6 separate regions of the Homo sapiens genome follow, and all the other regions are linked to region 1. A link is a loop called in an ENCODE intact Hi-C map of the cell type or tissue named here. Cell type or tissue: mammary epithelial cell. All regions are shown on one strand.

Evidence for each region. Peaks named below come from ENCODE experiments on the same cell type or tissue, not always from the same donor. Only the 100,000 strongest peaks of a DNase experiment are listed, where the experiment ranks them.
Region 2: a loop joins it to region 1, with 2.8 times the contacts of the local background. A loop is called at or near these places in 3 of 110 quality-filtered maps.
Region 3: a loop joins it to region 1, with 8 times the contacts of the local background. A loop is called at or near these places in 5 of 110 quality-filtered maps.
Region 4: a loop joins it to region 1, with 14 times the contacts of the local background. A loop is called at or near these places in 18 of 110 quality-filtered maps.
Region 5: a loop joins it to region 1, with 11 times the contacts of the local background. A loop is called at or near these places in 7 of 110 quality-filtered maps.
Region 6: a loop joins it to region 1, with 10 times the contacts of the local background. A loop is called at or near these places in 9 of 110 quality-filtered maps.

The regions. Positions count from the first base shown.
Region 1 is chr4:138,087,923-138,092,922 of GRCh38, reverse strand. LINC00616 (long intergenic non-protein coding RNA 616) reads left to right here. Exons shown (of 11, transcript NR_037866.1): 7 at 1,884-1,980. SLC7A11-AS1 (SLC7A11 antisense RNA 1) reads right to left here and starts at 3,909. Exons shown (of 7, transcript NR_038380.1): 1 at 3,617-3,909; 2 at 1,943-2,089. In mammary epithelial cell, CTCF peaks have their summits at 722 and 2,254 (motif pointing right); a DNase peak (open chromatin) is centred at 2,262; H3K4me3 peaks cover 171 bases.
Region 2 is chr4:138,492,371-138,497,370 of GRCh38, reverse strand. No RefSeq gene overlaps it. Among named protein-coding and RNA genes, the nearest start is that of LINC00498, 180 kb to the right of the region's middle. In mammary epithelial cell, a CTCF peak has its summit at 2,255; a DNase peak (open chromatin) is centred at 2,260.
Region 3 is chr4:138,519,902-138,524,901 of GRCh38, reverse strand. No RefSeq gene overlaps it. Among named protein-coding and RNA genes, the nearest start is that of LINC00498, 210 kb to the right of the region's middle. In mammary epithelial cell, a CTCF peak has its summit at 2,283 (motif pointing right); no DNase peak of the experiment used is centred here.
Region 4 is chr4:137,817,584-137,822,583 of GRCh38, reverse strand. No RefSeq gene overlaps it. Among named protein-coding and RNA genes, the nearest start is that of SLC7A11-AS1, 270 kb to the left of the region's middle. RefSeq lists a silencer at 2,591-2,640. In mammary epithelial cell, a CTCF peak has its summit at 2,543 (motif pointing left); a DNase peak (open chromatin) is centred at 2,503.
Region 5 is chr4:137,730,229-137,735,228 of GRCh38, reverse strand. LOC105377444 (a long non-coding RNA gene) reads left to right here and starts at 272. Exons shown (of 2, transcript XR_939236.1): 1 at 272-309. In mammary epithelial cell, a CTCF peak has its summit at 1,897 (motif pointing left); no DNase peak of the experiment used is centred here.
Region 6 is chr4:138,574,996-138,579,995 of GRCh38, reverse strand. No RefSeq gene overlaps it. Among named protein-coding and RNA genes, the nearest start is that of LINC00498, 260 kb to the right of the region's middle. In mammary epithelial cell, CTCF peaks have their summits at 1,975 (motif pointing left) and 3,069 (motif pointing right); no DNase peak of the experiment used is centred here.

The sequences.
Region 1 (5,000 bases):
AGGTATGTTATTGAATTGTTGCAGTGAGAGTTTGTTGTATGGATATAGAAATAGGTAGATAGAGTTATGAGACATTTAGGAATTAATATTAATAGGACTCATGATTGACTGTTGGTGATGGATTGAACACTGGGTGTGAGACAGTAGAAAATGTAAAACAGTGTTCTTATATTTCTGGTTTGCATAGCAGGATATACATAAATATGTATATATATTCATCGTGTATATACTGAATGAGAATAAGATTGGGGCCAATGATCTTAGACCTATAATATTTGAGGGGCCTGACACACATTCATATGAAGATGTTGAGTGAGAAATTAGACATGAGGATAAATAATAGGAACTGGTTTGGTGATGAAATAAATATGGAAGTCATTGGTCCATAGATGGGAAATGAGGTCCATTATGTGGAAAAATGCAGACGGAGGAGAGAAGAGCCCGAGGCTGTGCACGGACAGACATCAGCACATGGGGTAAAAGTGCCCTTTGAGAAACAAAAATAAAATCCTAAGTCCCTAAACCAACTGAATAGACCCCTTCTTGCCCAACGGGACCTCAGAGAAACCTTAAAAATGGAGTTCACAGCCATGACACGATGGGAGGTCAGATGTGCCTCGTATACCTCCTCCCTTGCTAACCGCCACTAGGTTCTCTTCCCTAGGTGTTTAACAGTAACCAGCCCTTTTGAAAGATTCCTTCTGCCACCTATAGGAACCAACTGCCTGATGCTGCCCCTCCCTTTCAGTTTTTTTTTTTAATTTATTTTTTATTTTCATTTTTTGAGATGGAGTTTCACTCTTGTTGACCAGGCTGGAGAGCAATGACACGATCTCGGCTCACTGCAACCTCCACCTCCCAGGTTCAAGTGATTCTTCTGCCTCAGCCTCCCGAGTAGCTGGTATTACAGGTGGCTGCTACCACACCTGGCTAATTTTTTATTTTTAGTAGAGACGGGGTTTTGCCATGTTGGTCAGGCTGGTCTCAAACTCCTGACCTCAGGTGATCCACCTGCCTCGGCCTCCCAAAGTGCTGGGATTACAGGCGTAAGCCACTGCACCTGGCCCTTTTCACAGTTTCGACACAGCAACTGACCAGCATTCCTTCCTGATAAGAGACCATTGACCATGAAGTGCTCCTGGGGCCCGTCTTTGTAGGCTGCCACATAGAGGTTCTTTGTGTCCTCTGGTTCACCTTTTGATGTATAAGGTCTAATTGTAACACATTTAAATGTTAAGTCTTCATCCCAGAGTGAACATGGGATGCATGTTACACATGCTGTGCCTCCCCTTTGTGAATATTTATATCTCCTTCTATGACCTGCTGAATATGTATACTTAGCCACCCTGTTAGCCATAAATCCATCTTATTTTTCCTATCCTACCCTCTACATGCCTGTTTCCAGCTTCTAGCCAGAGGCTACACTTCTCAGTCTGTCAGAATGGTCGCCGGCAGGCTCCAACCCTTCATGAGAAGAACCTTTAAGCTCTCCTTTCAGATTTATGAAGTTAATCACTCTTCAGTTGACACCCTAAAGTGCAGTCAGTAAAGTGTGATGCACTCAGCAAGGACTTACTAAAGGTTTATGGGACCAAAAACAAAACTGGTAAGAGGAAAGAGCACCCTTCAGGCTCTCTGACTTCTTGCCAGCTTAGTCTTGGGTTTGTTTTTACTCTTTAGCTCCATTGCAATGTTTGGCTGGATTTCTCTGGTTCTGATAATCTTGGGTATTAGGTATTTGATGAGGTAATTCAAATAGTGTGTAAAGTGTTTCTTATTGATAAAATGAATTTTGGATACTCTACTTCACGCTCACACTAATTTTTCTTTGTGTGCTTTTTAATACTTAGCAAACTCTATTTTATCTTAAATTCTTCATCTAGGAATCTGCCCACCACTCAAGCCTGGGAAAGCTGGCAGAGGATGCACGTGTTTTACTCACCTGAGTGTTTACAATGCTCGTGAGGTGCCTCCCTGATAGTAAGTGCTGCTCTTTCTTAACATTCTTTTTTCCTTTAAAATTTGTTTCAATCCATGAGGTAAAAAATAATGACGATATAGATAGACGAACAGTTCATGTTGTTTTTCCCTGCAGTCAAATAGACAAAAATTTCAACACAAACTTTTATTCCTGGTATTTGGCTTAAAAGTAAACGTCAGCTACGTCAAGAAGCTAATGGTGTTCTCTGCATATCTCACCAGTTACTGATTCTTCTACTTAATATAAAAATGCATTTCCAAAATCTTACCACTGGGGGGCAGCATCGTGCAAAGCTAGCCTTTAGTTTTTCCTTCCTGTGTCCAGTATAGAGTGCTCCTAATATCTATCACAGACTGGTGCTGTGCCATTAATGGAAGAAGAGCGAGCGTGCGTGCGTGCGTCCGTCCGTCCGTCTGTCTGTCTATCGGTCTATTTTCCCTTTGCCAAATTCTTTCCTCTTCCTTTTTTTCCCAGTTCTTTGTGAGTTAAAACTTCTGTTTTTGAAACTTCCAGGAGCTTAATTAATAAACATGAAAACCAAGTTGAAGCTGGCACAAAGCCCTTTTTTGCTCAACCACTTGGGCATGCTAGGGTAACTGTAGTTATTTACATTTGGCATCCAACTGACTCAAAGAGCAACACTGCTTTTTTCTTTCCCCCCTATGAGTACCGAAGCTATTAAATTAAACAGGTTAATGTGGCTACAGCATTTCGCCCCCTACTATCCCCCAGCTATAGTAAATCTGCCACCTGTTTATTTCCATAAAAATTCAATTACAGCACCACGAGTTATTCTTCTTATGTGAGCAATTAACTTTAGGCAGTTTCAGGCCACAGAGAAAGGCCAGGCTGGCCTGCTCCTTTCTTCTTCGCTCCCTTTAGCCGCAGGTCGTTCTTTCGCTAAGTGACTGTGCTCCTTCACACCAGTGAAAAAATGAAAAAGGAAAGAATAGACTAGACTGCTGGGCACTGTCACGCCAATGAAAAAGCAAAAAGCGAAAAACCGCAAACAATCTTCTGCCTCCCTATGCCCAAGCCTTAGAGGCCCGGGGAAGTTAGCAGCAAGCAGGCAGCCAGGACCACAGGGGCACACCGGTGTTGTTCAATAGCACACCAAAATGAAGAAGAAATTACTTGCAATGTGTTCATTTTCTTTCTTCTTTATATTTGTAAAAAATGTGACCAAGAAGGGAAAGGCTGGTAAAATGCCACAGCGTTCTGGCTAAAGCAACAACGCAATTGTGAAGAGAGAAAACTGCATTCATCCACATGTCCCAGCAAGAGCTATCACCAAAGGCATTGTGAAGCAGTTGAGCAGTTACATCTGCTCTCCTTTAACAGGAATGAGTCTTTAGTACCCGGTTGCAAATGTTGACTTTTACCTTTTCTTTAAATGTCTGCTACTCTTTGTCATATTTCTTCTCCTTCTCTCCAAATTCTACCAATAAAAGTAAAAATTACTGAATCGTACATCTAGTGATTTTCTGCATGACCTAATTGTCGAACAGGTATTGAGGTACTTGCTTTCCATCGATCCCTGTAATGCCATTGACACTGACTTATATTTCTAGTAAATGTATAAACATGGTTTTAAGAGTGGGTTAGACTCTGAAATAATCTTTGAGTAAATCTTACCCCAGGTTCAGGTTAAAACAAATACTTCTTCGTAAGTAGGTTGGTACCAGTTCCTATTGAGAGGTGACAGCTTGCTGGCAGCCCTCGCTGGCTCTGGGCGCCTCCTCGGCCTTGGCGCCCACTCTGGCCGCGCTTGAGGAACCCTTCAGCTCACCGCTGCACTGTGGGAGCCCCTTTCTGGGCTGGCCAAGGCCAGAGCCGGCTCCCTCAGCTTGCGGGGAGGTGAGGAGGGAGAGGAGCGGCGGCAACGGCGCGGCGGGAACCGAGGATGCGCGCGGCGCTTGCCAGACAGAATGAGTTCCGGGTGGGCGTGGGCTCCGCGCGGGCGGGAACCGGGGCTGCGCGCGTTGCTTGCCGGGCTGCGCGCGGTGCTTGCGGGGCTGCGCCCGGCGCTTGCAGGCCAGCACGAGTTCTAGGTGGGCGTGGGCTCGGCGGGCCTCGCACTCGGAGCAGCCGGCCGGCCAGCCCGCAAGCACCGGGCAGTGAGGGGCTTAGCAACTGGGCCAGCAGCTGCTGTGCTCTATTTCTCGCAGGGCCTTAGCTGCCTCCCTGCAGGGCAGGGCTCGGGACCTGCAGCCCACCATGCCTGAGTCTCCTCCCTGCTCTCCTCTCCCCGCTCCCCCGCCGTGGGTTCCTGCGCGGCCTGAGCCTCCCCAACGAGCGCCGCCCCCTGCTCCCGGCGCCCGGTCCTAACGACCACCCAAGGACTGAGGAGTGGGGGCAAACGGCGCGGGACTGGCAGGCAGCTCCACCTGCGGCCGGTGCGAGATCCACTGGGTGAAGCCAGCTGGGCTCCTGAATCTGGTGGGGACTTGGAGAACTTTTATGTCTAGCTAAGGGATTGTGAATGCACCACTCGGCACTCTGTATCTAGCTCAAGGTTTGTAAATGCACCAATCAGCACTCTGTGTCTAGCTCAGGGTTTGTAAATACACCAGTGGACACTCTGTATCTAGCTAATCTAGTGGGGACGTGGATAACCTTTGTGTCTAGCTCAGGGATTATAAATGCACCAATCAGCACCCTGTCAAAACGGACCAATCAGCTCTCTGTAAAACAGACCAATTGGCTCTCTGCAAAATGGACCAATCAGCAGGATGAATAAAAGCAGGCTGCCCCAGCCAGCAATGGCAACTGTACAGGGTCCCCTTCCACACTGTGGAAACTTTGTTCTTTCGCTCTTTGCAATAAATCTTGCTACTGCTCACTCTTTGGGTCTACACTGCCTTTATGAGCTGTAATACTCACCGTGAAGGTCTGCAGCTTCACTCCTGAAGCCAGCCAGACCACGAACCCACCGGGGAGTAACGAACAAGTCGAGAGTGTGCCTTAAGAGCTGTGACACTCACCGCAAAGGTCTGCAGCTTCACTCCTGAGCCAGCGA
Region 2 (5,000 bases), 400 kb before region 1:
CATGAATAGGCAATTCTCAAAAGAAAATATACAAATGGCCAACAAACATATGAGAAAATACTCAACATCACTAATTATCAGGGAAATGCAAATCAAAACCGCAATGTGATACCACCTCACTCCTGCAAGGATAGTCATAATCAAAAATTAATAGATGTTGGTGAGGATGCAGTGAAAAGGAAACAATGTTACAGTGTTGGTGGGAATGTAAACTAATACAACCACTATGAAAAACAGTGTGGCAATTCCTAAAAAACTAAAAGTAGACCTACCGTTTGATCCAGTGAATCCCACTGCTAGGTATCTACCCAAAGGAAAAGAAGTCATTATACAGAAAAGATACTTGCACACGCATGTTTATAGCAGCACAATTTGCAATTGCAGAAATACGGAACAAGCCCAAATGCCCACCAATCAATGAGTGGATAAAGAAAATGTGATACATAATACCATGGAATACTACTCAGACATACAGTGGAATGAAACAATGGTATTCACAACAACCTGGAGGTAATTGGAAACTATTATTCTAAATGAAGTAACTCAGGAATGGAAAACGAGACATTGCATGTTCTCACTCCTATGTGGGAGCTCAAAGGCATAAGAATGATACATTGGACTTTGGGGACTTGGGGGAATGGGTGGGGGGTGGCAAGGGATAAAAGACTACACATTGGGTACAGTGTACACTGCTGGGGTGGTGGGTGCACCAAAATCTCAGAAATCCCCACTAAAGACCTTATTCATATAACAAAACACCACTTGTTCCCCTCAAAACTTTTTTTTTTTTTTTTGAGACGGAGTCTCCCTCTGTTGCCCAGGCTGGAGTGCAGTGGCATAATCTCAGCTCACTGCAAGCTCCACCTCCTGGGTTCACACCATTCTCCTGCCTCAGCCTCCCGAGTAGCTGGGACTACAGGTGCCCGCCACCACGCCCAGATAATTTTTTTTTGTATTTTTAGTAGAGACGGGGTTTCACCTTGTTAGCCAGGATGGTCGTTCCACCCAAAACCTATTAAAAAATGTGTCTACGGCTAGATAATGCAAAGAGGCTCTAATAACAAACCAATGAAATATATTAAGGATTCAAGAGAATTTATGGTGTTACTTCTCCCATGGATATATTAATAGGAATAGGGTGTCTAATTTGGAATTTTAGGCAAAAGATGCTTTTGGACTGGGATAGAGGAAGATTCGCTACAACCCTTTTATTTCATGTAGGTGGCTACCTACTCAGCCCACCAATTAGATTGTCCCTGCTTTGGGTGTAATATTATAAGTCAGGCCAGGTTCTGTTTGGCTGTTCTCCTTCTAATCAGGCTCCAACTCAAATCTCTACCACTGTAGATTTGGTGCTCTCATAACTGGCTTTTAAACAATTGTGTCTAATTTCTTTTTCATTTTTACGTATACTCTTGATATATATCTTTGGCAAGTCAGTGAAAAATGTTTCTTTGTAAATTTGGCCAAAGTCTCTGCCTCAACTAAAGGGAATTGTTAGTCTAAAAAGACTTCTTATTTTTTTGATGGTGATCCCTTTTGGACAGAGCAGGTAACTCACCTGGAAGAATTTCAGAAAGATCAATGGAGCATATGCTAAAGGAACAAATCTATTGAAGCATACATCTACTATTTTTTTTTAGTTTTGGATTTGAAATCTCTCTTTTTCTAACTCTTTTCCCATGATCTCTGTTAAAACAGCTAGCTCTTCAAATCATTAGGAAACTTCATATTGGACTTTTATCTCAATGCTCAAGGCTAGAAGCTGCTGAAGGCTAGAAGCTGCTGAAGGCTAGAAGACAGTGTGTTTTATTTTAAGTTTATCTACATGGCCAATAGCAGGATGCTTTCTAACTGAACTAAATCCCTTTTGTCATTTATTTTTATGATAATAGTAAGATCTGTGAACATTTTGGAGTCTTTGGGATAAAAGAAAATATCATTTTTAACTTTCACTACACTTACCACTCGGGACCATGTATTGTTCATTTTCTCTTAAGAAATCACCCAAATAGATCAACTGCTCCATATGGCTTTGGAGAAATGGAAAATACTGATGGAAAAGGTGCTGGTGACCACAGCAATACACTTGCAATTGCCATTTAGATTATCCCTTTGTAATCCTCTGTTCCACCTCGCTGAGGCTGGTAATGTGAAAACCAAACCAAGTGCCCCCAGTGCATAGCAGAGGGATTGCTGAGCTCCTTGCACCAACCCCATTGCCTCACTCAATCCTTCTCATGTGGATGTGATCTTTTTATGGGCACAGAGTGCCACTCGGGGGCTCCTCATCCCTTCTTTATTTTCTGAGGCAGTGCAGATGTGGCATCAGCATTTGCTCTCGTCTTTCTTGTTGGAAAGACATTTGCTGTTGTAGGATACTGTGCTTAGTTCCTGCTAGTAAGTGGCCTAAACACTTGCTACTCAAAGCGAGGTCCCTAGATGAGCAGAATCAGTATCACCTGGAGGCTAGTCAGAAATGCAGAATACCAGACTCTATCCCAGACCCAGGGAATCAGAATCTGTATTTTAATAAGATCCCTGGTAATTGATACTCACATTAAAGTTTAAGTTGGAGAAGCACAGCTTTATGTTGCTTCATTTATTCAGCTTCGGTTGCCAGAGAAGACTCACAGAGAAGTGCCACAGACATTACATTTCTGATTTGTTCCCTGGCCCTTGTGTCCTCAGGTAGGAAAGTGCGGTGGTCTACGTTCTGTCCTAGTTTGACAAGGTAAACCTTTCGATTTTGTGTTTAGGTGTTCTTTCATGCTTAATAGTTGATCTTTGGGAAAAGAAATCAATATTTGCCCACAAGTCATTCATTTTTGGGCCTGTTTCAAAAGAAGAAAAGGGTTGATGAATATTCTTAGCATCTGCCACAGCTTTTATAAAGCTGCAAATCTTTTAGGTCAGCAGAGACTCTGTGATGACTACTAAAGTGTACAAATACTGTTTGAAAAGGCACTGCAAAAAATTTTTACCTAAGGCATGCTGCTTTTTCCTTCAGTGAAGCAGCCAACACAAAGACCACTGGGGCAAGTCTTCAAAGGGGGAGCTTCTCTGCAGAAAGTGGCTCAGTGGGATTTACAACAAAGGACTTCTCAAGATCAACAGCACTTTGCTGACATTGGAGTGGATTGGAGGATTGAAAATAGGATTAAAACAAAATTAAGACACAATAGCAATAGTGGAGAGATCCCGTGGGGCCTGTAATGGGGTCCTGTGGAAGAAGAGGAATAATCGAGCAGTTTTCCTGAGATTCTAATAGGAAGCTGTTGAAGTTGATAAACTGAAGTAGTGTTTCTTTCTTGCATGCTTGAAAATAATTATGATTTCCCCCCATAGATACCAGTACATATAATGTCTGTATGTGACATATTTCTAAGACGTTTTAAAATAGTTGAATTGATTAGCTGTTATTATATGCTTGAGTAAATATAGTTCCTTAAATTCAACTATTTTTGCAGCTCTCCAGTTCAGTTAATATAATTTACATATGTAGACCCAGACACTGACTCTTTAAGCAAATGAAATGACAACATGAGATGGCTCATTTAAGACTGGTTTTTATAATGCTTCTCATGTCAGTATGACAACATTCTCTACTTCCAATTTGGAGAAGAACTTAAGGTATTACAATTTTGAAGCTATTTGGGAAACAAAAATCAAAGTAAGACTGCATATTAAGACTCAGCATCAGAATAGAAATACAAGTGATGGCAGATTTCCCATAAAAACATTAGGGCCTCAGCATATGGTCATACACATTGTGCACTGCACAACTTTAGGGGGTGACATTTACATGGTCTCCATGGATGCCATTCCAGAGTTATAAATGTGGCATCTGTGAATATTGTCATGATCCCAGTGTGTTCTTCATAAATTTTCAGTCTTACTCGTTTTTGGTAAAATTTTAAATTCTCTAATTAGTTTAGAGTCATGTAAAGTTTATAAAATAGCTCCAAAACACTCTTTACATATTTTTCCATTTAATGTATGAAATCTTATGAAGTGAAAAGCCAGCGGTTTTTTTCAAAAATGGAGGAACATGCTGGAATACTGTTTTGGAAACTCTTTCTCGGAATTACAGTCGTACACTGGCATTTATACAAAGATACAAGCTCAAGTGGCATTATATAATAAAATATTTTATCAGTGTTACTCACTGTTGTATGTTGATTGAGAGTGTGTGGTGTGGAGTCCATGCCTGAAATGGAATCTACCCTCTTTCACTAACGAGTTCTGTGTTCTTCTTAACCTTCTTTATCTGGAACACGAGGATGGTGATAGTATCTACCTACTTCATGTAAGTTGCTATGAAGATTATATGTGATGATCCACATAAGCCACTATGAATAGCATCTGGCATAGACTGTAAATAAACATTAGGAACTATCCATTTTAATCTAATAGACGCAAGTTCTGAATCCAGCCAAGTTCACATTTAGCTTTATCATGGAAACAAAAGAGGAAGAAAAGATCATTTAAACCCTACATTTACAGGTAGAATATACTATGAGGGAAATGGTAACTTTTACTCTGTTCATCCTCTTCTTCCTGGTGTGCATTATAAAGAAATAGGATGAATGTCATTGAAAAGACTTTGGGTATTTTCTGGGCCGATTGTTAAAACTTCTGCTTTCTTACTTCTTTCCTTTATCACAAGGTGAGTAGGAGCTGTCCACCAAATATATCTGGTTATCCCTAGCTCACGGAGGAATTGTACTTCCCTGCCCACATGAACTTGGGTGATGCCATGTGGCTTGCTTTGACCAATGAAGTGTGAGAACAAGTGATGTTTATGACTTTTAGGAAGACTCTTTACTGCTTGATTAATTAAGCTTTCTCCCACTTCTTCAGTGATTGTTTAAACACAAGCAAGTTGGATCCCTGAGAGGCTGTGAGAGCAGAGGCCTATGATGGACACATAGCATGAGGCAGATATAAAACTGCTGTGGTTTCAAACTGCTGAGATCTCGAGGGTTGCTTGTTATTGC
Region 3 (5,000 bases), 430 kb before region 1:
TCTAATATGTGTGCACAGAGTTGTTCATAGTATTCTCTGAAGATCTTTTGTATATTTTGTATTTCTGTAGGATGAGTGGTAATGTCATCTTTGTAATTTTTGAGAGTACTTATTTGTATCTTCTCTTTTTTATTTGTTAATCTGGCTAGCAGTTTATTGATCTTGTTTATTTTTTCAAGAAACCAACTCTTGGTTTCACTGATCTTTTGTATGGATTTTTGCATCTTAATTTCATTAAGCTCCTCTCTAATTTTAGTTGTTTGTTTTCTTCTGCTAGCTTTGGGATTTGTTTGTTCATTTTTTTCCTAGTTACTTTAGGACAAAATGTTGATAGTTAATTTGAAATCTTTCTAACTTACTTCTTGATACCAGTGTTTAGGGCTATAAACTTTCCTGTTAACATGCTTTATCTGGATCCCATGTGCAGATGAGAAGAATGAATTTTCTGTGGTTGTTGAATGGAGTGTTCTGTAGATTTCTCTTAGGTCCAGTTGCTCAAGTGTCAAGTTTAAGTCCAGGGTCTTTTGGTTAGTTTTCTGGCTTGATGATCTGTCTAATGTTGTCAATTGGGTGTTGAAGTATCCCACTATTATTGTGTGCTTGTCTAAGTCTTTTCATAGGTTAGGAAGAAATTGTTTTATGAACTGGGTGCCCCAGTGTTGGGTGTGTATATATTTAGAATAGTTAAGTTTCTTGTTGGATTGTACCCTTTATCATTATGTGATGTCCTTCATTGCTTTTCTTAATTTTTATTGGTTTAATGACTGTTTTATCTGATATAAGAATAGCGACTCCTGCTCTTTTTTTTTTTTGTTTGTTTGCATGGTAGCTCTTTTTCCATCCTTTTACTTTGAGCCTGTAGGTGTCACTGCATGGGAGATGGGTGTCTTAAAGACAACAGATTGTTGGGTCTTGTCTTTTTATGCAGTTTGCCGCTCTGTGACTTTTAAGTGGTTTGTTTAATCCATTTACATTCATGGTTAGTAGTGATATGTGTGATTTTGATCAGGTCATTGCATTGTTAGCTGGTTGTTATATAGACTTGATTGTATAGGTGCTTTATACTGCCTGTGAGCTATGTGCTTAAGCGTGTTTTTGTGGTAACAAGTGTCATTCTTTTGATTCCATATTTAGCAATCCCTTAAGGATCTTTTTGTAAGGCTGGTCTAGGTAAAATGTATTCCCTCTGAATTTGCTCATCTGAGAAGGATTTTACTTCTCCTTCACTTATGAAGTTTAGGAGAAATTCTTGATTGGAATTTCTTTCCTTTAAGGATGCTGAAAATAGGCCCTCAATCTCTTCTGACTTATACAAGTTCTGCTTAGATGTCTGCTGCTAGCCTGATGAGGTTATCTCTTTATGTGACTTGACCCTTCTGTCTAGATGCCTTTAAGCTTTTTTCTTTTGTATTGACCTTGGTGAATCTTGTGAACACGTGCCTTAGGGCTGGCCATCTTGTATAGTATCTAGCTGGGGTTCTCTGCATTTCTTGGATTTGCCTGTCAATGTGCCTAGTGAGATTAAGGAAGTTTTCATGGACTATATCCTCAAATATAGTTTCCAAGTTGCTTATTCTTTCTTCTCTCTCAGGAATGCTAATGAATTGTAGATTTGTTCTCTTTACGTAATCCCATATTTCTCAGAGGTTTTATTCATTTTTAAAAAATTCTTTTTTCTTTATTTTCATCTGACTGAATTGATTTAAAGAACCAGTCTTCAGGCTCTGGGATTCTTACCTCAGCTTGGTCTATTCCACTGGTAATACTTTTAATTGTATTATGAAATTCTTGCAGTGAGGTTTTCAAACCTCAAAAATAGCTATTTTAAGAAAGAACCAAAGTAAACTAAAAGTTTTTTTTCTTTCAGCTCTTGGATCATTTTACTGGATTCCTTGGATTGGGTTTTAACTGTCTCCTGAATTTTGATGGGCTTCCTTGCCATCGAATCTGAACTTTATGTCAATCATTCTAGTCATTTTAGACTGGTTAAGAACTATTGCTGGGGAGCTAGTGTACTTATTTGGAAGTAAGGGGACATTTTGGCTTTTTGAATTGCCAGAACTCTTTTCTTCTCATCTGGTGGTCGGGGGGGTGGGGTTGGTGTTCTTTTAATTGTGGTGAAAGTTGAGTATAGTCAGTTGGCTTCATTTATGAATGCTTTTAGAGGGCCAGGGCTCTGTACAGTATCTTTATGTGTGGGTGAATTCTTGAACTTGGTTTCACAGGTGTATGTATTAGCAGGATAATTTTTGTTGTTGTAGTTTGGACTGTGATCCAGTAGATGGCAGTTAAGTGTAATGGCTGGTAGCTAGGTTAATACCCAGCCATGGGGCTCTTTTGTATTTCCTTGTCTTTGCAGTGATGCTCTGTTGTTGTTGTGGTGGAGGGAGAGATGGTCCCTCGTCAGATCCACTCCTGGGCCTTGGTGGATCTCCCTCTGAAGACTTGCACTGCATGTGCACTTCTTTTGTTAGGTCTCCTGGGCTGTGGGGCCCTGTCAGGTAGAAGCTGCAGCAGGGAGATATGCCATAACCTTTCTAAACTGGCCCTATGGAGGACACACACCCTACTCTGCCCTGGCCTGAGAACCTGCACATCTCTCCCCTCTCAGTGGTCTGAGGGTGCAGCCTCCTCCACAGCTCTAGTGCTGGCCACAGATCTTGGCTTCATACTTCCAAGCTGTGCACCACAGTCCTGGGGCACCAGGATGCCTTGTGGCTCGCAGTCAGGTTCTAGCTGCACTAGGGGATCCATTGTGCTCCTGGGTCACTGGGAAAGTACTCAGGTGCAGCACTGCACTCAGGCTGGGCTTTAGGGGCTGTGCTGTGCACTCACTTCTACAGGGCAGCTAGGCATGGGCCCTGGGAGGAGCTGCCAGGCAGAAGACGTCACCGAGCAGATGTCCCAGTCCCCCAGCGAAGCTGGCTCCACTCTCTCCTGGCTTGGAGGACAGTTAGGTCATGTGCCTACTGGAGGGGGATGAGGAGCCCTGGGTGATGGGTGTCTATGGCCACTCTCTGCTGGAGCTGCCCAATGCACAAAAGCTCCCAGGCCCCACACTGTCTGAAGACCTATTTCTGCCTGTACCCCAGGGAGATTTCCCCTGCCAGCTCATACATCCATGGGGGATGTGGGGTCCCCTTATAGCTAGGATCCCAGAGGTCCACGGTAAAAGTGAGCAGTCCCCCAGTTCCCTCACTCACCCCTTTCCCAGAAGCCATTCTGGGCCAGAAACTTGCCCTGGTGTTCAGGTACCCCATGCAGGGTTCACAGCTTCCTCCGACTTCAGCCTCAGCTTCACCATTGCCTCTCCATCCACTCTTGGCATTTTCTCTCCAAAGATCTGCTAAAATATGGTGGTTTATTTGATAATTTGGATTCTTTTGGTTGGAGCAAGACTTCCTGGCTGTGTCTAGTCAGGTATCTTGTCTGTCACCCTCACCCCAGCAGCACTTTTTCTTTTTTTTTAGAGACAGGGTCTCACTCCGTCACCCAGGTTGGAGTGCAGTCGCACAATTATAGCTCACTGCAACCTCAAATTTTTGGGCACAAGTAATCCTGGGCCTCAGCCTCTTAAGTAGCTGTAATTACAGAAATGGCTATCATATAATATGTTTCTTTTAGTCTCCATGATATACATTTGTTTAATCAGTGATATTACATGACTTAATTATGATTCTCCACTATGTCTTGTATATGACAGCAAACCTGCCTTTGAAAACTTGTTCCTCAAAGGTAACAATTTTGATCACTCTTGCAGTAGATGGAAGGCAAAGTATATATATTTTCTAATTGAATGTATCATTTCTCCATAACAAAGTCACACAAAGCATGGTCATACGATGGAAAATACACTAAACTGTAGGTTTTTTAAAAAATGTTTTATTTATTTATTTTTCAGTAGAGATGGGGTTTTACCATGTTGCCCAGGGTGGTCTTGAACTCTTGGGCTCAAGCGATATGCCTACCTTGGCCTCCCAAAATGTTGGAATTACAGGCATGAGCCACCACATCTAGCTAATTTTTAGATTCTTCAAGAGGATCTATTTAGTTCCATTCCATTTTATTTAACAAGTACTTTTGAATTAACAACTATAAAATACTAGGCTTGTTGATATAAGTAAAATAAAGTCATATATGACTGTTATCCACGGTCCAAAATAACATTATGGCATAAGATTAGGTGGTTCCTGGCTGGTAGTACATTAGGCTTAGTCAAAATCTTTCTAGTATAAGCTATAAGAGACACTATGGAAGTCTTCATGTACAATACTTTTAACAAACCCAATTCAAGTCTTAATTCTAAGTGCTATTCCCTAGTACTGATGTCCTGAATGTCATAGCCTGTTGCTGTTCATAATTGCTTTTGATGGAGCTTAAGACAGCATGACCTTTTCCTCCCTGGGTCTTATCACCACAGTTTTACCCTTAAATCTTGTTCTGGATTCATAAGAAGACCCAGGTTAGTAGCAGAAATAGCCCACGACAGTGCCTCAACTATCAGGACAGAAAATGGAATTAATTACTCCTGATAGTACTTACACTTCTGAAACAGAGACTTATTTACTTATTGGGCATATGAAGGACCAAGATTGAAGTAGAGGTACCAACCACTTATTCCCTTAATATTCACCTCTAGACTCAAGGTAAAATAAGTTTGCTGTCTAGGTATCCTTCTTTAATGAAACTGGCTACCAATAGGTGCCATATCCGTCAAGCCTTTTGGACTGCAACTTATCTGTTGCTGGGCTTCTATTCAGAAACCAAAGAGTTGACTTAGTTTTCAAAGCATCATCCGAAGGAGAGAAGTGTGCTAGTCAGAGGCCAGTTTCTGGTTCTCCCAGTGATTTCTCAGTCCCTTTTTACCAGAGGAGAGAGGCTGATCCTCACTAATCCACTTCATCAAACTGGTCACATCAGAAAAAAACTACCTCCTAACCAGCTTGTTTCTTCTGCTTGAGAATGTTCTAGAAACAGAGATACTTCTTATTGAATCCTTT
Region 4 (5,000 bases), 270 kb after region 1:
AAGAATGGCTACATGTCCTAATTTTGACATTCTGAGTGTCCATGATAAGATGATAGTCAAGCTTTTGGAAAGATAAAACTTAAATATTTTATCTTCAAATATATGTGCAATATGTTTCTAAATGAAATAAATAATGCAAATATCAGGAATTAACTTAAAATTAAGCTATTTGTAGGATTTATTTTAAGAAAAAATATACCTTTGTCTGATTGATATAGACTATTAATTGACTTGGTTTAAAATACTACTGTCCCTCTGAAGATAGGGTTAAATTTTAGCTGGATACAAAATAGATGAAACACTGTGGAAAGTTATTTTGAACAACCAGCCTATATTTATGCATGATAATTATTTATACACTTGATATTTAGTAATGCAAAATAATAAGAAATCGAATGCCAGTGCTTTAGATTGATGTCAACTGTATTGTGTACCCTTAAAAAAGTCAGACTTACTAGAAGCATATTTTAAATGTGTTGTTTTTAAGTAAATATATGCACATTTCTTTATTCACTAAGCTTGCCTAGTCTTATTAATTCAAAACTATGTAAATTATTGTTAAATAATTTAATATCTTCATATTTGATTTATTTTCTTTATATTGCATCCACCCTGTCTTTGATGGGATATAGCTTACCTTGCTAAAACTGACAAAATTCAATCATTTTAATTAACTTCTCTTATTTTTATTTTCCCTCAATCACAGAAATCCTTGAAAATGGCTTTAGGAATATATTGAAATTGTTCTTTAAAAACTCAGTTAGGTCTATCTGTTGTATACATGTATACAGGTTGCCAAAAGGAATTTACTACAATGTAACTGAAAGTTGGTATAATTTGTCCGTTCTTCTTTTAACTCAATATTTCTGATTTTGTGCCTGCAGTATAATTTTGTAGATTAAAACATCAAAATCCTCGTTTTAATTACTTCAAACAGATAAAAGTAGCACAATTTATTTATTATTAAGGAAAAATACATTTTCCTTAAAAATAATTAGAATGCTATATTTATTCTGAGTCTGAGTCTAAAAATGAATCATAGCTATTAGCATGAGCATTGAAGAAAATTAGGAATAAACTATTTTGGAAAAGCCTCTATAAACAGGATATGCTTTCTGCTATGCTCTATATACTCTGTTTCTTTAAGGATCCATTTCACCCCACATGTACATACTCCCTGAAGCTATAATTTATGATGGAGGGTGAATATAAGACCAATGAGCAGTTTGATTATGATGAGAGAGGAGTAAGAGGGAAGAGTACATGCATGGGCACTGAGCTCAGCGTTCCTAATGAGAAGGAGAGAGAAGGGATCAGACTCACCAACAAAAATGAGCACAATAAAAAGATTTGGTATAATCCAAGAATCAGTTTCCTTTACTTCATGATTTTGCTGAGGGAAAAGCATGAGAAAGTCCTATTTACCACTCTTATTAATTGAATTGTATTCCTTTCAAATGATATGCTGAAGCCCTAAACCCCAGAACCTGAGTATGTGACCTTATTTGGAAACAGTGTCATTGCAGATTTAACCAAGTTAAGATGAGGTCACTAAGGTGGCTTTTAATCCAATATGACTATTGTCCTTATACAAAGAGAAAATTCGGACCCAGAGGCAAAAATGCACAGGGAAAAGATGATATGAAGACACAGAGAAAAAATAGCCATGCGATTGGAGTGATACATCTATCTACAAGCGGATAAACTCTAAAGATTGCTGATAAACCAGAAGCTAGAGGTAAGGAAGTATTCTTTTCAGTCACAGAGCAGTTATGGCCCTGCTGATACCTCAATTTTAGGCGTTAGTCTTTAGAACTGTAAGGCATTAAATTTTTGTTTTTTAAAACCACTGTTTTGGCACAGATCTAGCAAACTAATATTTTTTAGTTTCTAAATCATCTTCATGATGACTTACATATTTTTCAGTTTTCACTGGGCTTTTACTCTATGCCTCAGCTCTTAACAGATAACCATGCATTCACTAGTTTTCAAAAAGCCCATTTCATTTGTATCACCATCAATTCAAAGGATAGGAATTTATATTACATCAATGTAAAGAAAAACATGTTAGGGTAAAAATAAAATTATTTCTAATGAAAATAAATTATTTTTATACACATGTTTAGTTAAGATAGCTATGTATTAAAAACTAAAATACACTCAGCTTCCTCACTATCCTGGGTCTCTTCACAGGAAACTCTCTTTTGCCTTGACCTACAGGAGTGCCTGTAGTGAGTGCCTGCAGCGCTAAAGCACTTGAGACCAGCTAGAGACAAAGAATGGGGATGGGGCTAGCAGTAGCCAGAATGTCAGTATGGCTGCTCTCCATTCTCACCAGAGGAAACACAAAATCAGAGAGGCTGTTGAGCAATGCCATGTTTCAGGAAGAATGGTCTATGGGTTGTGTAGGCATGATTCCCTAGCTGGTGTTTCCACATAGCTCAGGTAACTTTCTTGGGTCTCCTCTAGGCCTATCCAAGTTAAATGCTATGCCAACCTCAGAGCCCACAGTAGACTTGCAGCAAACCTGGGTTTAGGGCTCCATCTAGTGCTGAAGAAAAGGCAGTAATCTCAAACTAAGAAACACTGTATCAATCAGCACAGTATGTCTAGACAGAATATAATAAAAAGTTGGACACAAAGCCTATAGCAAAGACTGGAACAAATAGTTTTTAAATTTTTAAATCCATAGACATTGATATATATCCATAAGCGTCAAGAGCAATCAGGAAAATATGACCTCATCAAATGGACAAAACAGGATACCAATGACCATAAAGAAGTGGAAATATGTGAACACTCAGACTAGGAATTCAAAATAGCCGTTTAAAGGAAAGTCAATAAACTCCAAGAAAACACAGAAATAATTCAGAACTTTAAAAATTTAAAAAAGTAATTGAAATTATTAAAAAATCAAATAGACATCAAATAGCTGAAAGATACATTGAACAAACTGAAAAATGCAACAGAGAACATCAACAGCAGAATTGATCAAGCAGAAGAATCCATGAATGCAAAGACAGCCTATTTGAAAACACAGAAGAGGAAAAAGAAAAAAATAATAAAGAGGAATTAAATCTTAAGATATCTATGGGACAACATCTAAAGAGAAAATGTACTAGTCACTGGTATTCAAGAATAAGTGAGGATGACAAAGGGGTAGAAGGAATATTCAAAGAAATAACAAGCAGGAAACTTTCCAAATGTGGAGAAATAAATATCCAGGTATAGATAGGTCAAAGATCACCAGTCAGATTCAACCCAAATAACCCTACTTCAAAGCATAAAATAATCAAACTCTCAAAAGTCACAGACGATGAGTAGATCCTAATACTAGCAAAAGAAAATAATCAAATAACATAAAAGGAAGTTTGAATATTCTTGGAAGCAGACTTCTCAGCAGATACCTTAGAGGACAGGAGGAAGTAAGATGGTATTTTCAAAGTGCTGAAGAAAAAACAAACAAACAAGTAAACAAACAAACAAAACCTCCTAATCAAGAATACTGTACCCAGCAAAGCTATTCCTCAAACATGAAGGAGAAGTAAAGACTTCCCCAGACAAACAAAGCTAATGGAATTCATCACCACCCAACCTGTCTTACAAGAAATTCTAAAGGGAGTTCTTCAACCTGAAACAAATGGATGCTAACCTATAACACAAAAGCAGCTGAAAGTATGAAGATCGCTGGTAAAAGTCAGTACACAGATAAATTCAGAATTTTTTAATATTACAATCATGGCATGTAAACTATATATATAGTTTATATATGGTATATATATATAGTATATATATTTCACTCATACACTATATTTACACATATGAAGATAAGACAAAACTTAAAACTAATAACTATAATAACTTATTAAGAATAGACAACATTAAAAGATATAAATTCTGACATCCAAAATTCAAAATGGGGGAGAATGGAGTAAAAATGCAGATTTTTGCACTTTGGGAGGCCGAGGTGGGCGAATCATCTGAAGTCAGGAGTTTGAGACCAGCCTGGCCAACATGGTGAAACCCCGTCCCCAATAAAAATACAAAAAATTAGCTGGGCGTGGTGGCAGCACCTGTAATCCCAACTACTTGGGAGGCTGAGGCAGGAGAATCACTTGAACCCGGGAGGCCGAGATGGCACCACTGAACTCCAGCCTGGGCAACAGAGCAAGACTCTGTCTTAAAAAAAAAAAAAAGTAGATTTTTTTGTTAATTGTTTTTTGTTTAAAATAGTCTTTTATAACGTTAAGATGTTTTTTGTAAGTCTCATGGTAACCATAAAGTAAAAACTTATAATAGATGCATTTAAAATAAAAAGCAAAAATTTGAAACGTACTACTAGAGAAAATTACTCTACCCCTTTGAATGAAAATGGACTGAATTTTCCAATTAAAAGGCATACAGTGACTGAATGAATAAAAAAAGGTTCACCTATATGTTGCCTACAGGAGGGTCACTTCACCTTAAGAACTTGCATAGACTGAAAGTGAATGGATAGAAAAAGATACTCCATGCAAATGGAAACTGAAAAAGAGCAAGAGTAGCTATACATATATTAGATATAGTAGACTCAAAGACAGTAAAAAAAAAAGACAAGTCCACTATATAAAAAAACACAAAACTAAGACAGTCTATCCTGAGATAATTTTAAAGAGAAAACCTATTCACTAGGCTTAAATGTAAAAATACAACATGGAGAGAAATATGTGATTTTGGACAATTTTTGTAAGCTGCAATTCATTATCTATAAAAAAATTCCTATAACATAAGTGTGTTGTGAGAATTAAATTAGATGATGAAAGTGAACACACTTAGCATGAGGTGATATATGGAATAATTACATAATGTAATTTTATCATTAGTATTCTTATATTTTTCACAACTATGGTGCATTAGGGTTTTGAACTCAGTACTTCTAGGTTTTTGTTTAAAGAAAAACTAAAAGAAAATTCACAAGTCTCTTCAGTTTTTCAATTCTAACGTTTCTAGTTTTATGAAGG
Region 5 (5,000 bases), 360 kb after region 1:
GAGAGCCTTTGCTTAGTAATTCCCTTAGTAACCCAGGGAATTCTTTCTTTTAAAAAAAATTACTTTAAGTTCTGGGATATATGTGCTGAACGTGCAAGTTTGTTACATAGGTATACATGTGCGGTGGTGGTTTGCTACACCTATCCACCCGTCATCTAGGTTTTAAACCCGGCATGTGTTAGGTTTTTGTTATAATGCTCTCCCTTCCCTTTTCCCCGACTCCCCGACAGGCCCCGCTGTGTAATTACGTCTGGAATTGGTGGGTTCTTGGTCTCACCGACTTCAAGAATGAAGCCGTGGATCCTCGTGGTGAGTGTTACAGCTCTTAAGGTGACGCACCTGGAGTTTGTTCCTTCTGATGTTCAGATGTGTTTGGAGTTTCTTCCTTCTGGTGGGTTCGTGGTCTCGTTGGCTCAGGAGTGAAGTTGCAGACCTTGGCGGTGAGTGTTAGAGCTCTTAAGGTAGTGCATCTGGAGTTGTTCATTCCTCCCGGTGGGCTTGTGGGCTCTCTAGCTTCAGGAGTGAAGCTGCAGATCTTCGCAGTGAGTGTTACAGCTCATGAAAGCAGTGTGGAGTCAAAGAGTGAGCAGTAGCAAGATTTATTGCAAAGAGCGAAAGAACAAAGCTTCCACAGGGTGGAAGGGGACCCAAGCGGGTTGCCACTGCTGGCTCCGGCAGCCTGCTTTTATTCTCTTATCTGGCCCCACCCATGTCCTGCTGATTGGTAGAGCCGCGTGGTCTGTTTTGACAGGGCGCTGATTGGTGCGTTTACAATCCCTGAGCTAGACACAAAGGTTCTCCACATCCCCACCAGATTAGTTAGATACAGAGTATGGACACAAAGGTTCTCCAAGGCCCCACCAGAGTAGCTAGATACAGAGTGTCGATTGGTGCACTCACAAACCCTGAGCTAGACACAGGGTGCTGATTGGTGGGTTTACAAACCTTGAGCTAGATATAGAGTGCCGATTGGTGTATTTACAATCCCTGAGCTAGACATAAAGGTTCTCCACGTCCCCACCAGACTCAGGAGCCCAGCTGGCTTCACCTAGTGGATCCCGCACTGGGGCCGCAGGTGGAGCTGCCTGCCAGTCCTGTGCCGTGCACCGGCACTTCTCAGCCCTCGGGTGGTCAATGGGACTCGGTGCCGTGGAGCAGGGGGTGGCACTGGTTGGGGAGGCTCCCGCCGCATAGGAGCCCATGGAGGGGGTGGGAGGCTTAGGCATGGCGGGCTGCAGGTCCGGAGCCCTGCCCCACGGGAAGGCAGCTAAGGCCCGGTGAGAAATCGAGCGCAGCGCCGGCGGGCTGGCACTGCTGGGAGACCCAGTACACCCTCCGCAGCCGCTGGCCCGGATGCTAAGCCCCTTATTGCCCAGGGCCTGCAGGGCGGACCAGCTGCTTCGAGTGCGGGGCCGCCAAGCTCACGCCCACCCAGAACTCCAGCTGGCCGGCAAGCGCCGCGCGCAGCCCTGGCTCCCGCTGGCGCCTCTCCCTTCACACCTTCCTGCAAGCTAAGGGAGTGGGCTCCGGCCTTGGCCAGCCCAGAAAGGGGCTCCCACTGTGCATCGGCGGGCTGAAGGGCTCCTCAAGTGCCGCCAAAGTGGGAGCCCAGGCAGAGGAGGCGCCGAGAGCGAGCGAGGGCTGTGAGGACTGCCAGCAGCTCTCATAATGTTCACCTCCCTGTGTCCATGTGTTCTCATTGTTCAACTCCCACTTATGAGTGAGAACATGCGATGTTTGGTTTTCTGTTCCTGTGTTAGTTTGCTGAGGATGATGGTTTCCAAAAAATACGGAAGGCTTCACGAATTTTCTTTCTTATCTTACTCAAGCCTGCCGCTCCCTCTAGGAGTCCCTTAAGGGTGCAGCATTCCTGAGCTTAGGGAGCCCCCTAGTGCTGATATGGATGCAATGACCACGGGCTTAGATCACAGCACTCAACCCCTTCTAAACACATGGAAAGCCTTTTCAAGGACCAGTACAAACAAGCCCAGACTCTCAAGATCAAAATAAATACCTATCTCTTCAATGCCTAGACCTTGACAAATGTCCACAAGCATTAAGAATATGAAAGGAGGCCGGGCGCGGTGGCTCACGCCTGTAATCCCAGCACTTTGGGAGGCCGAGACGGGCGGATCACGAGGTCAGGAGATGGAGACCATCCTGGCTAACACGGTGAAACCCCATCTCTACTAAAAATACAAAAAAAATTAGCCGGGCGTGGTGGCGGGCACCTGTAGTCCCAGCTACTCGCGAGGCTGAGGCAGGAGAATGGCGTGAACCCAGGAGGCGGAGCTTGCAGTGAGCCGAGATCACGCCACTGCACTCCAGCCTGGGCGACAGAGTGAGATTCCGTTTCAAAAAACAAAACAAAAAAGAATTTGAAAGGAAACATGACATCTCCAAATAAAAGCACCAGTGACCAATCTTAGAGTGTTAGAGATATGTGACCTTTCAGACAGAGAATTCAAAATAGCTGTCTATAGGAAGGTCAGTGAACTTGAAAATAACACAGAGAATTTAGAATTCTATCAGAGAAACACAACAAAAAGACTGGAATAATAATTTTTAAAAATCAAGCAGAAATTCTGGAACTAAAAATTCAATTGACAAACTGAAAAATACATCAGTCTCCTAAAAGCAGAATTGACTAAGCATAAAGAAATAGCAAACTTGAAGACAGGCTATATGAAAATACACAGACAGAAAAGAAAAAAAAATAAAGACACACAACTACAAGATCTAGAAAAAAAGCCTCAAAGGGGAAAATCTAAGAGTGATTGGCTTTATAGAAATTGGAGAGAGTGAGAGAGAGATCAAAGTAGAAAATTTATTCAAAGAAATAATAACAGAGAACTTTCCAAGCCTAGAGAGAGAGATGAATATTTGTGTCCTGTAAGTTTATAGAACATCAAGCAGGTTCAACCGAGATAAAACCACCTCAAGCCATAAAATAATAAAACCGTCAAAGGTCAAGGATAAAGAATGGACACTAAAAGCTTTAAAAGAAAATAAGGAAATGCCATATAGAAGAGCTCCCATATGTCTGGTAGTAGTCTTATCAGTGGAAACTTTACAGGTGAAGAGAGAGTGGGATGACATATTAAGAGTGCAGGGGAAATAAAATCCAACCTAGAACATTATGTCCAGCAAAATGATCCTTAAAACATGAAGGAGAAATAGGCTTTCCCAGACAAATAAAAGCTGAGGGATTTCAACACCAGACCTGTCTTATAAAAAATGCTAAAGGGAGTTCTTCAATCAGAAAGAAAATGATGCTAATTAACAAAAAGAAATCATCTGAATATAGAAATCTCCCTGGTAGTAGTAAGTATACAAAAAAGACAGACTATCCTAACACTGTAATTGTGGTGTGTAAACAAACCACTTATATCTTTAGTAAAAAAAGTAAATAAATAAAAGGCAAACCTATCAAAAATAATAATTACAACTTTTTAAGATATAGAGAGTATGAAAAGATACATATAGAAACGATCAAACGTCAAAAAGAAGGGTGAATGGAATTAAAGAGTAGACTTTTTTTAGTGTTCTCTTTGCTTCTTTGCTTGTTTTCCTTTCTTTATAATCAGAGTTAAGTTATCATCTGTTTGAAGTAATTTGTTATAATATATTTTTTGCAAGCCTCATGGCAACCACAAAACAAAAACCTGTAACAGATACACAATACACAGAAAGGAAGAAATTAAAACATACTCTCACAGAAAATCACTTCTATAAAAAGGAAGACAGGAAGGAAGGAAAGAAAGGAGGCAAGAAGGAAGGAAAGAAGAAATAAAGGAAGCAAGAAAAAGGACGGAAGACAACGAGAAACAATGAAACAACCAGAAAACAAATAAAATGACAGTAATAAATTTTATCTATCAATAATGGCATTGAATGTAAATGGACTAAATTCTCAAACCAGAAGATGTAAAGTGGCCAAATGAATAAAAAAACAAGACTTGCCTATATGCTGTTTACAAGAAATTTATTTCATCTTTATAGGTTAAAACAAAAGAAGACTAAAAGTAGAAGGATGGAAAAAGATGTTTTATGAAAATAGAAACCAAAAAAGAGCAGGCATAGCTATACTTATATCAAATAAAATAGATTCCAAGATAAAAATTGTAAAAAGAGACAGGGTCATTATGGAATGATAAAGCAATCAATTCAGTGAGAGGGTATAATAATTGTAAATATATATGCACTCAACACGTTAGCACTCAAATATATAAAGGAAATATTATTACACCTAAAGAGAGAAATAGACCCCAATATAATCATGGCTAGGAACTTCAACACCTCACTTTCAGCATTGGGCAGATCATCCAGACAGAAAATCAACAAAAAATCTGACTCTATCTGCAGTATGGACGAAATGAACCTCATAAATATTTACAGAGCATTTTATCCAATGGCTGCAGAATACACATTCTTCTTCTCAGCACATGGAATATTCTTAATTATAGACCATGTTAGGTCCAAAAATGTGTCTTAAATAATTCAGATAATTAAAATTATACTGAGTATCTTTTCTAACCACAATGGAGCAAAACTAAAAATCAATAACAAGAAAAGCTTTGGAAATTATACAAACACATGGAAATTAAACAATACGGATTTCAGGAGGCTGAGGAGGCTGAGGCATGAGAATCATTTGAGCCTGGGAGGCAGAGGTTGCTTTGAGCTGAGATCGTGCCATTACAATCCAGCCTGGATGATGGGAGTGAAACCCTGTTCCCTATCCCATTTAAAAAAAAAAAAAAAAAGAGAGAGACAGAAGAAGAGGAAGAAAACTAAAGACTTCCTGAAAGGAGTGAAAATGTAAACACAACATGTCAAACCTATGGGATACAGCAAAAGCACTGTTAAGAGGGAATTTTATAGCACTAACTGCCTATATCAATAAAGTTGAAAAAGTTCAAATAAACAACCTAATAATATATCTCAATGAACTAGAAAAGCAAACCAACCAAAAATAGAGAATAAAAAGTAATAATAAA
Region 6 (5,000 bases), 490 kb before region 1:
AAATGAGCATATCAAAGAATTATCTGCACTCCCATTTTTATTGCAGAACTATTCACCGTAACTAATATATGGAATCAACCTAAGTATTGACCAACAGATGAGTGGATAAAGAAAATATGGTGCATATACAGAATAGAATATTATCTCATCATAAAAAAGAATAAAATCCTGTCATTTTCAGCAGCACGGATGGAACTGGAGGTCATTTTGTTAAGTTAAATAAGCCAGGCACAGAAAGACAAATGTTACATGTTCTCACTCATACATGGTAGCTAAAAAAGTAGATCTTAGGAAGGTAGAGAGTTGATTTGATGTACCAGAGGGAAGAGTAGAAGGAAGAGAGGAAAGAAGAGAGGCTGGTTAATGAGTACGAAAATATTTAGATAGAATGATAATATCTAGTGTCTGACAGCATAGTAGGGTGACTATAGTTAACAAGATTTGTTATATAGTTCAAAGTTGCTGAAGAAGAAAAATTTGATCCCAACATAAAGAGTGAATGTTTGGGGTGATGGATGTCCCAGTTGCCCTGGTTTGATCATTACACATTGTATGCATGTATGAAAATACCACGTATACCCCCAAATATGTACAACCATTATGTATCAATTTTTGAGAATAAGAATATGTCTTTGTAAATGTAAATATGATATTGCATCATCTGTGAACAGTAATAATTTGATTTTTTTTTTCAGTTGGGATGCCTTTATTTCTTTCTCTTGCCCAATTGCTCTGGCTAGGGCTTCCAGTAAAATACCGGATAAAAATGGTAAAAGTGAGCATCCTTGTGTTGTTTCAGATCCCAAAGGAAAAGCTTTAAATTTTTCCCTGTTCAATATGTTAGCTGTGAATTTTTAAATCTATGTCGTTTATTGTTTTGAGGGATGTTCCTTTTATACCCAGTTTATTAAGAGTTTTTTTTTCCATAAACAGGAGTTGAATTTTGTCAACTGCTTTTTCACCATCTATTGAAATTTTTAGTTTATTTATTATAGGTTTTTGCTTTGTGGTTATCATAAGACTTAAAAACATTTTATAGATATAACAAGTTATTTTAAACAGATGATAACTTGGACCATACACACAAAAAAATAAGATGAACAAATGAAGGAAAAACTAAAAAAACTCTGTAATTTAATTCCTTTCTCTTCACATTTTGACTTTTTGTTGTCTCAATTATCTGTTTATATTGGCTATCTCTTAACAAATTGGTGTAGTTTTTATTATTTTTGGTAGATTTGTCTTTTAGTTTTCATACTAGAGATGTGAGTGGATTACACACAACAATTACTGTATTAGATTATTCTAAATTTGACTGTATACTGACTTTTACCAGCAAACTCTACATTTTCAAATGTTTTCTTTTTGCACATTAGCATTCTTTTTTTTTTCAGGTTGAAGAATTCTCTTTAGCATTTCTTGTAAGATGAATCTGCTGGTGAGGAATTCTCTCAAATTTAGTTTGAGAAAGAGTTTCTCTTGTCTTCATTTTGAAGAAAAGCTTTTTTTTCTGGGTATGGTATTTTCTGTTGGCAGTTTTTTTTTCTTCAGCAGTTTGAATATGCCATTCTACTTTTTCCAAGTCTACATAAGAAGTCTGTTGCCAGATAAATCAGAGCTCCTTTTTATGTTATTTGCTTCTTTTCTCTTGCTGCTTTTAGTATTCTCTTTGTCTTTGACCTTTGAGAGTTTGATTATTATATACCTTGGGGTGGTCTTATTTTTACTGAATCTGTATGGTAATCTATGACCTTCCTGATATGGTTTGGCTGTGTCCCCACCCAAATCTCATCTTGAATTGTAGCTCCTATAATTCCCACATGTTGTGGGAGGGACCCAGTGGGAGGTAATTGAATAATGGTGGCTAGTCTTTCCTGTGCTGGTCTCATGATAGTGAATAAGTCGCACGAGATCTAATGGTTTTGTAAAGGGGAGTTTCCATGCACAAGCTCTCTTCTCTTGTCTGCCACCATGTGGCCACCATGATTGTGAGGCCTCCCCAGCTATGTGGAACTGTGAGTCCATTAAACCTCTTTCTTTTGTAAATGGCTCAGTCACAGGTATGTCTCTATCAGCAGTGTGAGAACAGACTAATATAGTGAATTGGTACCAGTAGAGTGGACACTGCTGAAAAGATACCCGAAAATGTGGAGGTGACTTTGGAACTGGGTAACAGACAGAGGTTGGAACAGCTCAGAAGAAGACAGGAACATGGGAAAAATGTTTGGAACTCCACAGAGATTTGTTGAATAGCTTTGACCAAAATGCTGATAATGATATGGACAATGAAATCCAGGGTGAAGTAGTCTCAGATGGAGATGAGGAATTTGTTGGGAACTGGGGCAAAGGTGACTCTTGTTACATTTTAGCAAAGATACTGGTGGCATTTTACTCCTGCCCTAGAGATTTGTGAAGCTTTGAACTTGAGAGAGGTGATTTAGGGTATCTGGCAGAAGAAATTTCTAAGCAGCAAAGCATTCAAGAAGTGACTTGGGTGCTGTTAAAGGCATTCAGCTTTAAAAGGGAAACACAGCATAAAAGTTTGGAAAATTTGCAGCCTGACAATGCCACAGAAAAGAAAATCTCATTTTCTGAGGAGAAATTCAAACTCTCTTGAAGGCTCTCTTTGTGCTCACTGATTCTTTCTTCTGTTTCATCTAGTCTGCTATTGAGAGCCTCTAATTCATTTTTCAGTTCAGCAAATATATTTTTTAGTTCCAGGATTTCTGTTTGATTTTAAAAAAATTATTTTAATCTATTTGTTAAATTTTTCTTATAAATCTCTGAAATGATTTTTCAGTGTTATCTTAGAGTGATCTTAGACCTTCTATTTTGAATTCTTGAGTTGAGGGCTCACGTATCACCATTTCATTAGAGTTGATCACTGACTCCTTATTTTTTCCACTTGGGGATGTTATGGTTCCCTGTTTACTATTGTTTCTTGTGGATGTATGTCTATGGCTTTGCACTGAAGGATTGGTTATTTATTCCATGCTTTACTCTCTGGCTTCTTTGGTCTTCCTAAGGTACGTTTACTTAGATAACTGCCTCCTTTTCATCACTAGATGGTGCCATAAACCCAGCTTCGTTCAGCTCTTGCAAAGATTTGGAGCACTGTTTGTCTCAAATTGGGGAGGAGGTCTTAAAGGAGACACCCCAACAATGTTGAAAATCTGAGTCAGGGTTCATGCTTAGAAGACCTGTGGAGCCTACCGCCTACAGCATGGTGCTGCTGAATAACCACTCTGATTTGGCATGGTCTTTAGCTGAGATAAAGAGTAGAATTTAACAGGCTAGGGTTGCTAGTCCTGTCTCCCCACTTTGTCTTTAGCTGCCTTCAGGGGTTTTTCTTTCTATAGGCACTCACAATGTTTCTGTGGGTTGAGGTAGAAAAGGTTTCCCTGCAAGGGAACTCAAGATGGTGAGGAAACTGGCTGCCCACCTTGATCTCACTTTGCCATGTGTAGAAACTGTTGAATCCAGGGGTATTTTTCCACGTATAGTGCCTGGCAGATTGGAGACAGGGGTGTTGCAGATACAGAAGTCCAATTGTGTTACCACCTGCTTGGAGTTTTTTACTTTTCTGTGGCCCTAGAAATTTTCTCAGCCTCAGCTTTGAGGTCTGGGATACTGCTGGTAATAATTGTTATGCTAGATATTTGTTTTGGTTTTCTAGGGAAGGAAGGTGAGGGTGAAGCCAGATTGTTCCCCAAAAAGACCTAGTATTGACTACATTCACACCCACTCAAGTTTCTTCTATTCAAAAGCAGCATCATGATTTAGGCTAGCCAAAAGGAAAACAAACTATGAAAAATGAACTGGAGGTTAATCGTATGTAACTGAGGTGAGGGGGACAAGCATGTATTGAAGATGTTTGTGGTACTCATTACTTGGCAATATAAAAACGAGTTAATTTTTTTTTAGGGTCACCAATCAGGAGCAAATTTTTTGTCTTTTCTGCTATTGCCAAATATTCTGATTATACTTATTTTTTCATACCTGGACCATCTTGTTGACATAGTTGTTATAGCCCTTTAAGGTTCTGAGTAGCATAGAGAAGACATAGGCTAGTCTGGCTCATAGACTCTTAAGAGAGTTTATCGACCTCATGATAGATGGCATGTGGAGCAAACATAATCTCTCATGCTCCAGTTTTGTCTCAAAGAAAAAGATATTTACTAAGCGTTCATACTCCTATTATACTTTCTGTCATCATCATGATCTATCATATGCCAAAATATTTTGGGGGAAGAGGAATACCTTAGTATTTGTATTGCTGGATCTCTGCCTTTTTTTTTTCTCACATCCATAGTCTGTAGTACCTTGAATGAACAAGGTATATATTTCCAGTGATTGCAGACTCCGTAGTAACCCATAATATAGGTATTTGTTGTATATAAAAAGTCCTATATGTCATAGATTTCAGACAACAAACTTTAGAAAACAAAATCTTTATCCAGGGAGCCATAAAAAATAGAAGTTTGGGATAGGGTGGTTGGTAAAGGAAAAATATCTTAAAGCACTTGTTTCTATACCTGGCTATGCTTTTGTGGAAATATAATTAGAATTAAAATAAAATTTGGACACTTAAAGGAATAAGCTTTAGTAATTTGGAAGATTTCCTTACATAGGATGACACGCATAGTGTATTTACGTACTGAAATACGTAACATTGGTTCTCAAAGCTAGTGTTCTAATACACTATTGGTAAGGGTCAGTGGGAGGTAAAGAGGTGATTTCACAGCTTCTATGCACAGATTACGTATCACAGGCAAATAATCTTAGTAGTCCCAAATGTGAGTGTCACTGAGTGTATCTTCATGAAGAAAATATTTGGAAATGTTGAGATATAAGATTTTTACCAATACATCTTTAATCAGTTGTACACATAAGTGAACATATGGCTCTGAGATTACATTTGGCCCCTGACTCTATCTTAGACCGATCAATGTTTTTAATGACTTTAAAATTGTTTAGGTATTTGGGTTAGTTTTTCTTGA